Linked DNA regions of Homo sapiens: region 2 is linked to region 1. The links are chromatin loops, found by intact Hi-C in ENCODE. Cell type or tissue: mammary epithelial cell. All regions are shown on one strand. Each heading gives the region's core, and the rest is flanking DNA. Links, peaks and the distances in the headings are about the cores only. Region 1 overlaps TRERF1 (transcriptional regulating factor 1). Region 2 overlaps TAF8 (TATA-box binding protein associated factor 8).

Region 1 (5,375 bases), core at 114-5,113:
CAGGACTGTAGATGTCATGTCACTCCCTTTCTTCCCCAGGTGTTCAGCTCCCGACAGGCACTGAATGGCCATGCCCGCATCCACGGGGGCACCAACCAGGTGACCAAGGCCCGAGGTGCCATCCCCTCTGGGAAGCAGAAGCCTGGTGGCACCCAGAGTGGGTACTGTTCGGTAAAGAGCTCACCCTCTCACAGCACCACCAGCGGCGAGACAGACCCCACCACCATCTTCCCCTGCAAGGAGTGTGGCAAGTAGGTGCAGGGGACCGGGGACTGAATCTGAGTTCATGATGGGTAGTCGCTCTATGGGAGCTGGGCCAGGATGGCCTGAGGTTTCTTCAATCAGAAAAAAGAACTTAGACCTCAAAACTCTTCTTCGTGTCATCTTTGGGATGGGTATGTAGTCCTGTTGCAGACTCAGAATATGGCCATTCTGTTATCTTAGAGCCTTGTAAGGATGGATATCTTCAGAGAGTGAACCTGTAAGTTACAAAACTTCACTCTTTCCCAGGAATGGCAGGTGGGACTCTGGTTCCCACTCCTTCCCTTCACACCCAAGCTATGTTCACTAGCATTACTCTGTTTGGATCCCCGCTGAATGATTTGAGAATGGCTCTACAACATCTAATCAGGAACTCTCTGTAACACAGATGGCTCATACAGGGTAATCCTACCACCTTCGCTTACTTCTGTGACTAAGGCAGACATCACTAATCAATCACCACACTTTGCTATCACTTTAAGACAAAGCCTCAATTACTTTTTGTTGTCATGCTTCAAGCTGCACAACCAATTAATCAGAGTTGACACATGAAATAAAACCTATTTGTTATCCTCCCCTTTTAGGTATAATTTAAAAAACAACAACAGCTAAAGAAAAAAAGTAACGAGATAGTAATTATAATAGCTAACATTTACTGAGCATTTACTTTGTTACATGCTTTATGTGTGTGAGCTCACTTAATCCTTACATAGAAACTCCATGTGATACAGATACTGTTTTTTTATCTTTGTTTTACAAATAAGGGTTTAAAAATTAGGTAAAATGACTTGACCTAAATCACAGTGCCAGTAAAGAGCAGAACTGAGATTTGAACCCAGTTTTGTCCGAATGCAGACCTGGGCTTCTGACCACTGCTCTTTCCTTTTGGTTTACTTTGTTTTTTGCTTTAGGTAGAAAATGCCATTGATGGTAAGATGGGTGATTCCCTCCCACAGCCTCCAGTAGAGAATTCCAGTGTACTTCTCAATGAGTCCACCTGACTGGAAGGGTACTACATTGTTATGAATTACATCCTTTAGGAGCCTTGCTGAGTTCCTCTTCCCATAATTCCTAGTGCCTCGAGCATGAAAAGGAGTATTACCTGGGAGAGATGCTGCCCAAGTGGTTTCTGAAACTCTACCACGAAAACATCCCTAGTTACATCAGCAAGGCTAGGTGGGACCTCTACTTATACATCCTCATAGAGTAGAGCAGGCAACTTAATAGTAACTGCTGTTTATCAGGTACTAACTATGTGCCTGGCACTGTTTTAAAGGATTCTTTACATGTTTTAGTCTGTTTTGTGTTGCTACAACAGAATATCACTGACTGGATAATTTATAAAGAAAATAAATTTATTTCTTATAGTTCTGGAGGCTGGGAAGTTCAAGGTCAAGGGGCCTGCATCTGGCAAGGGCCTTCTTGCTAAGTCATCCCATTGTGGAAGGGCAAAGAGAGGGGAGAGAGAGCAAGAGGTTGAACTTGCAGCCTCATACCCTATTATAATCGGCATGAATCCATTCATGAGGGTGAGGCCCTCGTCACTGAAACACCTCCCATTAGGCCACACCTTCCAACATAGCTGCATTAGGGATTCAGTTTTCAACATGTGCTGTTTGGGGGACACATTCAACCCATAGCACATGTACTGATTAATCTTTAAAATAGCCCTATGAGGCAGGTACTTTTAGGAGCTTCTTTTTTACAGGCAGAAACTGAGGCACAGAAAAGTGAAGCCCCTGTTGCAGTTCACAGCGAGCAGCCTAGTGGGGATTCACACCATGCAGGCTGGCCTGGCCTTGTGCTCCTGGCTCTATGCCATGCTGCGTCTGATTAAGCCCAGCTTGATGGCACCCACCAAAGTGAACTGGAACTAGCAGATCACTTCCCCCCATGAAGCACAGGGATGGGAGAGATGGGATTCGGTGTGGGTCTCCTCCACACCCTGCTGTCCTTCCAAGCTGGCCATGATGTCATTTTAACATCACCACCCACCACACACTGGTGCACCATGGAAGAAATGGGCCCCTGGATTGATCTTAAGGCTTTTTTAATTGAAATAATGATGGAACCACCCTCAGCTGACTCTCAGTGATCTCCCGCTTATTTGTCCTGGAGTGGCAGCATCAGGGTATCAGGGTCTTGCCAGTTTTCCCCCAGAGGAGCTAGCACCACCCACTCATTAGGCTCAAACAGGCTACAACGCTACATTCCACCAGGTGGAGACAGAGGATGATTTAACTTAAAAAAAATCAGTATTTCATGTTTCCCAGCCATGTCTCAGTAGCATCTATTAAATGTTTTTTTTTTTGGAGTCTTACGTTGCTTGGAAACTTTTTCTACCAGAAATCCAGTTATGATTTCATGGAAAATACAAATGGTTTCTGTGGCTTTTCCTAACTCAAAATAACATTAGGCAAATGTTCACAAAATACCTCTTAGAGGTGCTGAAATTATGTTTGTTACATTTAACCATTTTCAGTGTGTCCAAGCAGAATTGTGATTTATCAGCCCCGTTGGACTCAGGCCTTAGAAACCAGGTGTTTTGTGTGTGTGTTTTTGTTTTGTTTTGTTTTTTCCTTCATGAGCTCAGAAGTGACTAAAGAGTATTATGCCACCCCCTCTCCATAAACAGTCTCACACCTGGGCACGCTTCTTCTGAAAAAGGTCCAGATAGTTAATATTTGAGGTTTTGTGGGCCGTTTACTGTCTTTATCATAACTGCTCAGCTGTGCCATTGCAGCACAGAAACGGCCATCAACATTGCATAAACAGACATGGCTATGTGCCAATAAAACTTTATTCCCAAAAACAGTCAGGATTTGGCCCACTGACCATAGTTTGCAGACCTCTCATCTAAAGAATTAACCCCAGCAATATATCATTTTATCCCCGGGTTTCTCAACCTCAGCACTGTTGGCATTTCAAGTCTGCCAATTCCTTGCTTGGCGAAGAGGGAGTGTCCTCTGTGTTGGAGGATGTGTAGCCATTATGATAATATCATGGCCACAAAGCAGGGGCCTTAAGTGAAAGGGAGTAGTAGATGTAGCTCAGAAGTCAAGTACAATAAAGACAGGGGCCACTGAATTTGGCCACACAGAGTTACCAGTGACCTCGAGAAGAGCAATTGGGTTGACAGGGAGAGGACAACAGTCCACTTGGAGAGGAAGAAGCAGAGAAAAAAGAGATCCACCAAGTGCGTGTGGGCAGATCCTTCAAGAATTTTGACCGTGGGTTGGGCGCAGTGGTTCACACGTGTAATCACAACACTTTGGGAGGCCAAGGTGGGAGGATCACTTGAGGCCAGGAGTTCGAGGCCAGCATGGGCAACATAGCAAGACTCCATCTCTACAAAATATTTAAAAATTAGCCAGGCATGGTGGTATGTACCTGTAGTCCTAGCTAATCGAGAGGCTCAGGTGGGAGGATCACTTGAGCCCAGGAGTTCAAGGTTATGGTGAGCTGTGATCACACCAGTGCACTCCAGCCTGGGCAATAGAGAGACACCCTGTCTCTATTTAAAACAACAACAACAACAACAACAAAACCAACAACTTTCAACTGTGGAGGAACAGGGACAGAGGCCAGAGGCAGATGGTGGGTTGTTTCATGATGGGGACCATCAGGGCTTGTTAGCATGATTTAGAAGATTCTCCAGTGGAGAGGGCATGGTCAGTGATGAGGAGAAGGGGGAGGCTGAAAGAGGAGAAAGAGCCTGTGCTCCAGACTCCAGGTGGACAGGAGGCCTTTGAGAATTCCTCCTCCATTGTCACAGGAAGGAAGCCTGAGGCACAGTAGGTGTGTTCTGTCCCCATCCCTTTCCTTGTAATGCTTGGAGAGGAAGGAAGAGAGGTGACAGGTCACAGGGGAAGGAGGTCCTAGAAGCCGAGCAGCCAGGGACTTTGTCAGACCACACACCCCCATTCCCCGTAGGACACCTGGATTTCCAAGAACTCAGATCTCCTTCTAAATTCTACACACCTCTCTTTCTTTATTTTTAGAGTCTTCTTCAAGATCAAAAGCCGAAATGCACACATGAAAACTCACAGGCAGCAGGAGGAACAACAGAGGCAAAAGGCTCAGAAGGCGGCTTTTGCAGCTGAGATGGCAGCCACGATTGAGAGGACTACGGGGCCCGTGGGGGCGCCGGGGCTGCTGCCCCTGGACCAGCTGAGTCTGATCAAACCCATCAAGGATGTGGACATCCTCGACGACGACGTCGTCCAGCAGTTGGGAGGTGTCATGGAAGAGGCTGAAGTTGTGGACACCGATCTTCTCTTGGATGATCAAGATTCAGTCTTGCTTCAGGGTGACGCAGAACTATAAAGCCCTGTGTGTCACTTAGAGACAGTGAAAACCCACGGCCTCCATCTTCATTAATCAGGAAACCTGGACTGCCTGCTTGTTTTGTAACCCTTTTAAACTACCTGTTTTAAAAGTGGTCATTTTATTCAGGTTTAGAAAAAAAAATCCTATTTCTTTTCCTTTTATTTAAAAAAATTTGTTTTTGTGGGGGGTTGGGGGAATAAATAATTGGCACAACTATCTTTAAGAGGTGTTTCATCTGGGCTACCTTCTCATGAAATCATTCCCAGTAGGGACTGAAGCTGACCTTCATGTTCCATTGCATTCAGATGTCAACCATCCCGGTTGCCTTTTATCCCAAAGCTTGCTGTGAGTGTGTGTGTGTGAGACGCAGGCGACCCTCTTAGTACTGGGGTCTTGGGGCCAACTTTTCCCATCAAGCGTTACTTTGATTCTGTTCTGACCTCATTCCATAGTTTGCAGTGAGCATGGCATCTTTGCCTGGAGATACTATGCTAGGGGCAGCTTTCCAGGGGCAAAGCAAGCCCTCGTGTTACACGGCTCTCCTCCAGCTCACACGACATGTGAGGAGATGACCAAATGTGAAAACAGGTTTCCCCTGTGTTGCCCGTCATCCTTTGGCCCGTTCACAGGAATGGAGTACTGTATAATTTTAGGCTTTCATTCCCAGCAGTGTTTACTGAGGACCTGGTTTTCTAGAACAGGTGTGTCCTGTCCTCTTCCATGTTCCCTGGGGGCTGGTCAGCTCCAAGTTGTGGGTGGCAGAGCTGTGTTTCAGCATGAACTGA
Region 2 (5,375 bases), core at 195-5,194, 150 kb after region 1:
GATAATGAACGAAGTCACTGGCTGCTGCTATGCCCCACCACATAGCCTGATTGATTAAGAAAGTCTCTGGTGGGGTGCGGTGGCTCACGCCTGTAATCTCAGCACTTTGGGAGGCCGAGGCGGGTTATCACTTGAGGTCAGGAGTTCAAGACCAGCCTGGCCAACATGGCGAAACCTTATCTCTATTAAAAATACAAAAATTAGCTGGGCGTGGTGGCTCACACCTGTAATCGCAACTCTTTGGGAGGCCAATGCGGGTGGATCACTTGAGGTCAGGAGTTCAAGACCAGCCTGGCCAACATGGCGAAACCCTATCTCTACTCAAAATACAAAAATTAGCCAGCATGGTGGCGCTTGCCTCTAGTCCCAGCTACTCGGGAGGCCAAGGCAGGAGAATCACTTGGACCCAGGGTTGCTGAGACTGCAGTGAGCTGAGATCACACCACTGCATTCCAGCCTGGGTGATAGAGTAAGACTCCATCTCAAAATAAAAAAAAAAATTCTCATTATTCTGTTCATATCTTCCTCAACCCAAACATCCAGTGAAAATAGGTCATCTTAATAAGACGGTTTGCCATGAAAATCATGTCCGATCACACCCTGCAGCCTCGGCTTGGCCATGAGGAGGTCACCCTCTTCTTCCCTTGAGTGGCTTTAACTCCCCGGGAGGGTGGAATCTGCGCCCCTGTACAAGCCAGGTTTCCTTCTCAGCTCAGGAGAGGGACCTAGAAAGAAGAGGAACCATGGAGCCTCCTGGTGTGGGCCCTGTCTGCTCTCCTTCTAGGGGAAAACTGCTCCAGTGCTGTGAGGGTTGGTCCCTAGACTGCAGGACACTCAACCACTAAGGAACAAGAGCTATGTACGGGAGCCAAGTAAGGACAGGAAAAGGGAGACTATTCCCTCTCACCAGAGTGGCTTTCCCCAAGGCTCCGCCCCACTGAGGAGACTCTTCCAAGAAGCAGAGAAGACCACCTCGGTGGGACAGTGAAGGCTCTCTGGACCCCAGCCTCCAACTCACTTCTTCCTGCGGATCTTGGGCTTCTTCACCGGCCGCAGATAAGGGTTATCGATGATGTTCTCCTCCCCATTCCGGCTACCCGACAAGGAGGGGTTCTGCTGCAGGACAGAGGTGTTCTCCTTCTCGGCTCCAGAATCCTCCTTTGAGCAAAAGCCAAAATAAAGCACAACATCAACAGCATAAGGAAAGAGATCATGCCTATAATTGGAATGACCATTAGCATCCTCTAATTGAGAAATTAGAACCTGGGAAGCACCTTCTTTCCAACATTCCTATCTCTGCCCCGATGAAGCGAGGACCAGGCAGGGGCTGGCTATGAAGGGAAGGCAAGACTAACAGCCTTGACCCAAGAGAGCACACAACAGAGTCCAGAGTTTTGAACCTCTGGAGAAGGCAGGGACAGGGGTTAGAAAGAACAGACACCTGGGAGGGACAGGAATCAAATTCAGATGCCTCAGGGAGGATGCCCGGCCAGGTGGGGAGATGAAGAAGAAAAGTGATCCTGGATGCCCTGCATGACTGGGAGATACAGGATCAGAACACATCATCTGCATAGCGCATCTCCTGGCCAAGCTAGATAGACTAAGTCAGAACAGATTTCTCCCTCAAATCCTCACATTTCTGGTACTTGCAACATGGTACCAACAATCACATCCCAGCACAGGCTAGAAACTTCTTGAGCCTTGAGGGTTCCACTAAGGGACGCAGAGCCAGCAGGTACCAGCACATGCACATCATTGGTAATGCCTATCTGCAACCTATGAGGCAGGGTTTGTTTGTTTGCCTGTTTGAGATGGAGTCTCCCTGTGTCACCCAGGCTGGAGTGCAGTGGCGTGATCTCGGCTCACTGCAGCCTCCGTCTCCGGGGTTCAAGCAATTCTCCTGCTTCAGCCTCCCAAGTAGCTGGGATTTCAGGCATGTGCCATGACGCCCGGCTAATTTTTGTATTTTTAGTAGAGACGGGGTTTTACCAGTTGGCCAGGCTAGTCTCGAACTCCGAGGCAGGGTTTTTTACTGTTCATTTTTTTTTTTTGAGATGGAGTCTTCTTCTGTTACCCAGGCTGGAGTGCAGTGGTGTGATCTCAGCTCACTGCAAGCTCCGCCTCTGGGTTCAAGAGATTCTCCTGCCTCAGCCTCCCAAGTAGCTGGGAGTACAGGTGCCTGCCACCACATCCCGCTAAGTTTTTTATTTTTAGTAGAGACGGGGTTTCACCATGTTAGCCAGGATGGTCTCGATCTCCTGACCTCATGATCTGCCAGCCTTGGCTTCCCAAAGTGCTGGGATTACAGGCGTGAGCCACCGCGCCCGGCCGCTTTACTGTTCATTTTTTGAGAAAAATGTGTTTTTTCAGAAAAGTTTGTAAGTTCACATGTAATCAGTATGATCAAAATTCTTAAAAAGTCACAGTTGTGTATAGACACAGAAAAAAAGGTAATATGCTGACATTTTAAAAACTGTTCTGGAAGTATGAGCAGTCAGTTATCCTGTCTTTATTCACAGCCTCCTTTATTTTCCACGTTTGGTCGGGCTGCGCCCCCTGGTGATGGGCCAAGGGGAAGAAGTTCTTCCACGGGGAAGAAGTCATTGAGATTCCTGTTCTGCAACTTGAGGCTAAAGAGGCCCTCACTGACCTCAAGCAGGAGAGGCTGCTGTCAAAACAGACAGAGGATGCCATGACCGGATGGCATGAAATAAATAGCAGGTTCCCCTGACAGGACAGCTGGCCTAGGGCATGGACACCAGTCTCAGGTTTAATGAGCCAGAAGAAACCAGATCACATCTAGGTTCCCCTGCGTGCCCTCTCCCTGTCCTATCAATTGTTCTCTTCAAAGACACAGTTCCATTGGCCCAGTATCAGGGCCTGTGTGTTTTCCCTCTCCAGCACCCAATCCAGTGGGACCACAAGGTGACCCAGAGCCACTGGGGCCTTCCAGAGACTCTTGAAAGCAAGTGCTGCAGGACCAACCTAGTTCAGGCCAGACCAGGTGCCGGAAAAAAGGTCTGCCCACAACCAGACCTCCCTTGGGTATCTGGCATCCAACCTTTCTGAAGTTCCTAATGGTACAAATGAGTAGTATCTCCTCGCTCCGTCCATCCTATCATTTCTCTACAGTAGACAGCCTATCTTCAAAGTTACTGGAAGCTCACTTCAACCGTGCCTTCAATGTTTTCTGAGATACACATGGAGGTAACACTGTTAGAGGTGCTGAAAACGCCAGCCTCAAGACACTGCTGGAGGGTCAAGAGGCTCCCTCCATTCGGCCCACCGTGGCTCACAAGAGCAGGACGGCAGGCTTCCTTCTCCCAAGCAGGCCTCATAGAAATGTCCCCTTCAGGGACAGGCAGCACTGAGATGGTTAGGGGTGGGGAAGTCAGCCAGTTAAAAAAAAAAAAAAAAAAGTAGGCCAGGCGTGGTGGCTCACGCCTGTAATCTAGCACTTTGGGAGGCCAAGGCAGGTGGATCACCTGAGGTGAAGAGTTCGAGATCAGCCTGGCCAACATGGTGAAACCCTGCCTCTACTAAAAATACAAAAAAATCAGCCGGGCATGGTGGTAGGCGCCTATAATCCCAGCTACTTGGGAGGCTGAGGCAAGACAGTCGCTTGAACCCGGGAGTTGGAGGTTGCAGTGAGCCGAGATTGTGCCACTGCACTCCAGCCTAGACGACAGAGTGGGACTCTGTCTCAAAAAAACAAAAAAGTAAAGTGTCAAACTGACCCAGAGATTTGTAAAAAAAAGTGGGAGCAGAATGGTCCGTCAGGAGCTCCCTGAATTGCCTGTGAGCTCTAGCAAGGCCTACACCCTCTGTGGTGACTGCATCCAGTCTCCCAGCTCTCAGTGCCATCTCTACGCCAACAGCTCCCTGGAGTACAATGCCAGCCCTAACCTCTCCCGACTTCCAGGCTCATGCAGCCAGCTGCTCACTCAGCATTTCCACTGGGGTATCAGGTAGGCAGTTCAGACTTCAGGCACCTAAGTCTGAATTGGGGACCTTCCCCTGTGGTGTAAACGGCGCTTCTCAGTCCCTCCCATCACAAGTGATGGCAACTCCATCCTTCTAATGGCTCGAGTCACAAACTCTGTGGTCATTCTTGCTTGTTTTCTTTCTTTTATTTTTAAACAGGGTCTCACTATGTTGCCCAAAACTGGACTCAAATTCCTGGGCTCAATCTTCCTGCCTCAGCTTCCCAAGTGACTGCAACTATGGGCATGCACCACCACACCTGGCACACTCCTTTTCCTTCACTGACATCCCATACCCAATCTGTTAGCACAGCCTCTTGGACTTACCTTCAAAATTCAGGCAGGCACTGACCACTTCCACCACCTCTGTGGCAACCACTCTACTTGGGCCCACCACTGCCTCTCGCCTAGGCTATAGCGACAGCTTCCTGACTGATCTCTCTAGTCCGTTCTTACCGAGCCATCAGAGTGGTGCTTTAAGAAGCTCAGAAACATCCCTCCTCTGCTCCACGCCCTCCCACAACTCCCATCTCTCTTAGTTAAAAGCCAGCTCTTAAAATAGCCTACAAGGCCCTACCCAATCTGACCCTCCCTCCCACAAGCCACTCACTATTCCACAGGGCCTTTGCACTGCCCATTCCCTCTGCCAGAACACTCTTCCCCAGATATCCACATGGCTCACTCCCTCACCCATTTCAAGCTCCTGCTCAGATATCCCCTTCTCAGTAATGCCTACTCCGAGCACCCCACTTAAAAACTGAAGACTCCTCCTCACCCTGGATCTTCCCCTACTGTTTTTCCCCCACACAGCACTTTCATTTCTGATATACTATGCAACGATTTAGTCATATATTGTGTTTGGTATCATTCTCCCACAGCCAAACTCTGCTCCTAAAAGGCAGAGGTTTTCTTTGTTTTTCTCACTGCTTTATCCCAAGCAGCCAGAAAAAATATCTGGCACATACTAGGTGCTAAATAAACACTGGTTGAGTGAGTGACTGGTATATTTTTCATAAAAGAGTAAAAGCTTAGATATCTGGGTTGGCTGCAGAGAGCAGCTGGTTCAAATGTGTGAGAAAAGAATCTATTATACATGAATTTAAATTATACATGAATTTAAAATGAATAGCTCCTTTATGTTCAAGTACATGGAGAAACTAGAACCAGGTTAAATAATGTACTGCCTAACAACAGACCTTGAGAGGTGCACTCTCATCAAGAGATAAAATAATAATTTAAAATACCTGTTATTGGCTGGGCGTGGTGGCTCACGCCTGTAATCCCAGCACTTTGGGAGGCTGAGGCGGGCGGATCACGAGGTCGGGAGATCGAGACCATCCTGGCTAACACGGTGAAACCCCGCCTCTACTAAAAATACAAAAAAATTAGCCG

What was found. A loop is a pair of places that touch in the nucleus more often than their neighbours do. Peaks named below come from ENCODE experiments on the same cell type or tissue, not always from the same donor. Only the 100,000 strongest peaks of a DNase experiment are listed, where the experiment ranks them.
Region 2: it touches region 1 in a loop (15-fold over the local background); 8 of 110 quality-filtered maps call a loop at or near these places.

Annotation. Positions count from the first base shown.
Region 1 is chr6:42,227,557-42,232,931 of GRCh38, reverse strand. TRERF1 (transcriptional regulating factor 1) reads left to right here. Exons shown (of 18, transcript NM_001395490.1): 17 at 4-251; 18 at 4,263-5,375. The coding sequence ends at 4,587. All of the region lies in intron 1 of LOC105375061 (a long non-coding RNA gene), which reads right to left. Among named protein-coding and RNA genes, the nearest start is that of MRPS10, 12 kb to the right of the region's middle. In mammary epithelial cell, for the core only: a CTCF peak has its summit at 2,467 (motif pointing right); no DNase peak of the experiment used is centred there; H3K27ac peaks cover 937 bases.
Region 2 is chr6:42,072,883-42,078,257 of GRCh38, reverse strand. It overlaps TAF8 (TATA-box binding protein associated factor 8), which reads right to left. Exons shown (of 9, transcript NM_138572.3): 8 at 1,019-1,158; 9 at 1-725. The coding sequence ends at 713. Among named protein-coding and RNA genes, the nearest start is that of TAF8, 25 kb to the right of the region's middle. In mammary epithelial cell, for the core only: a CTCF peak has its summit at 2,561 (motif pointing left); a DNase peak (open chromatin) is centred at 2,557.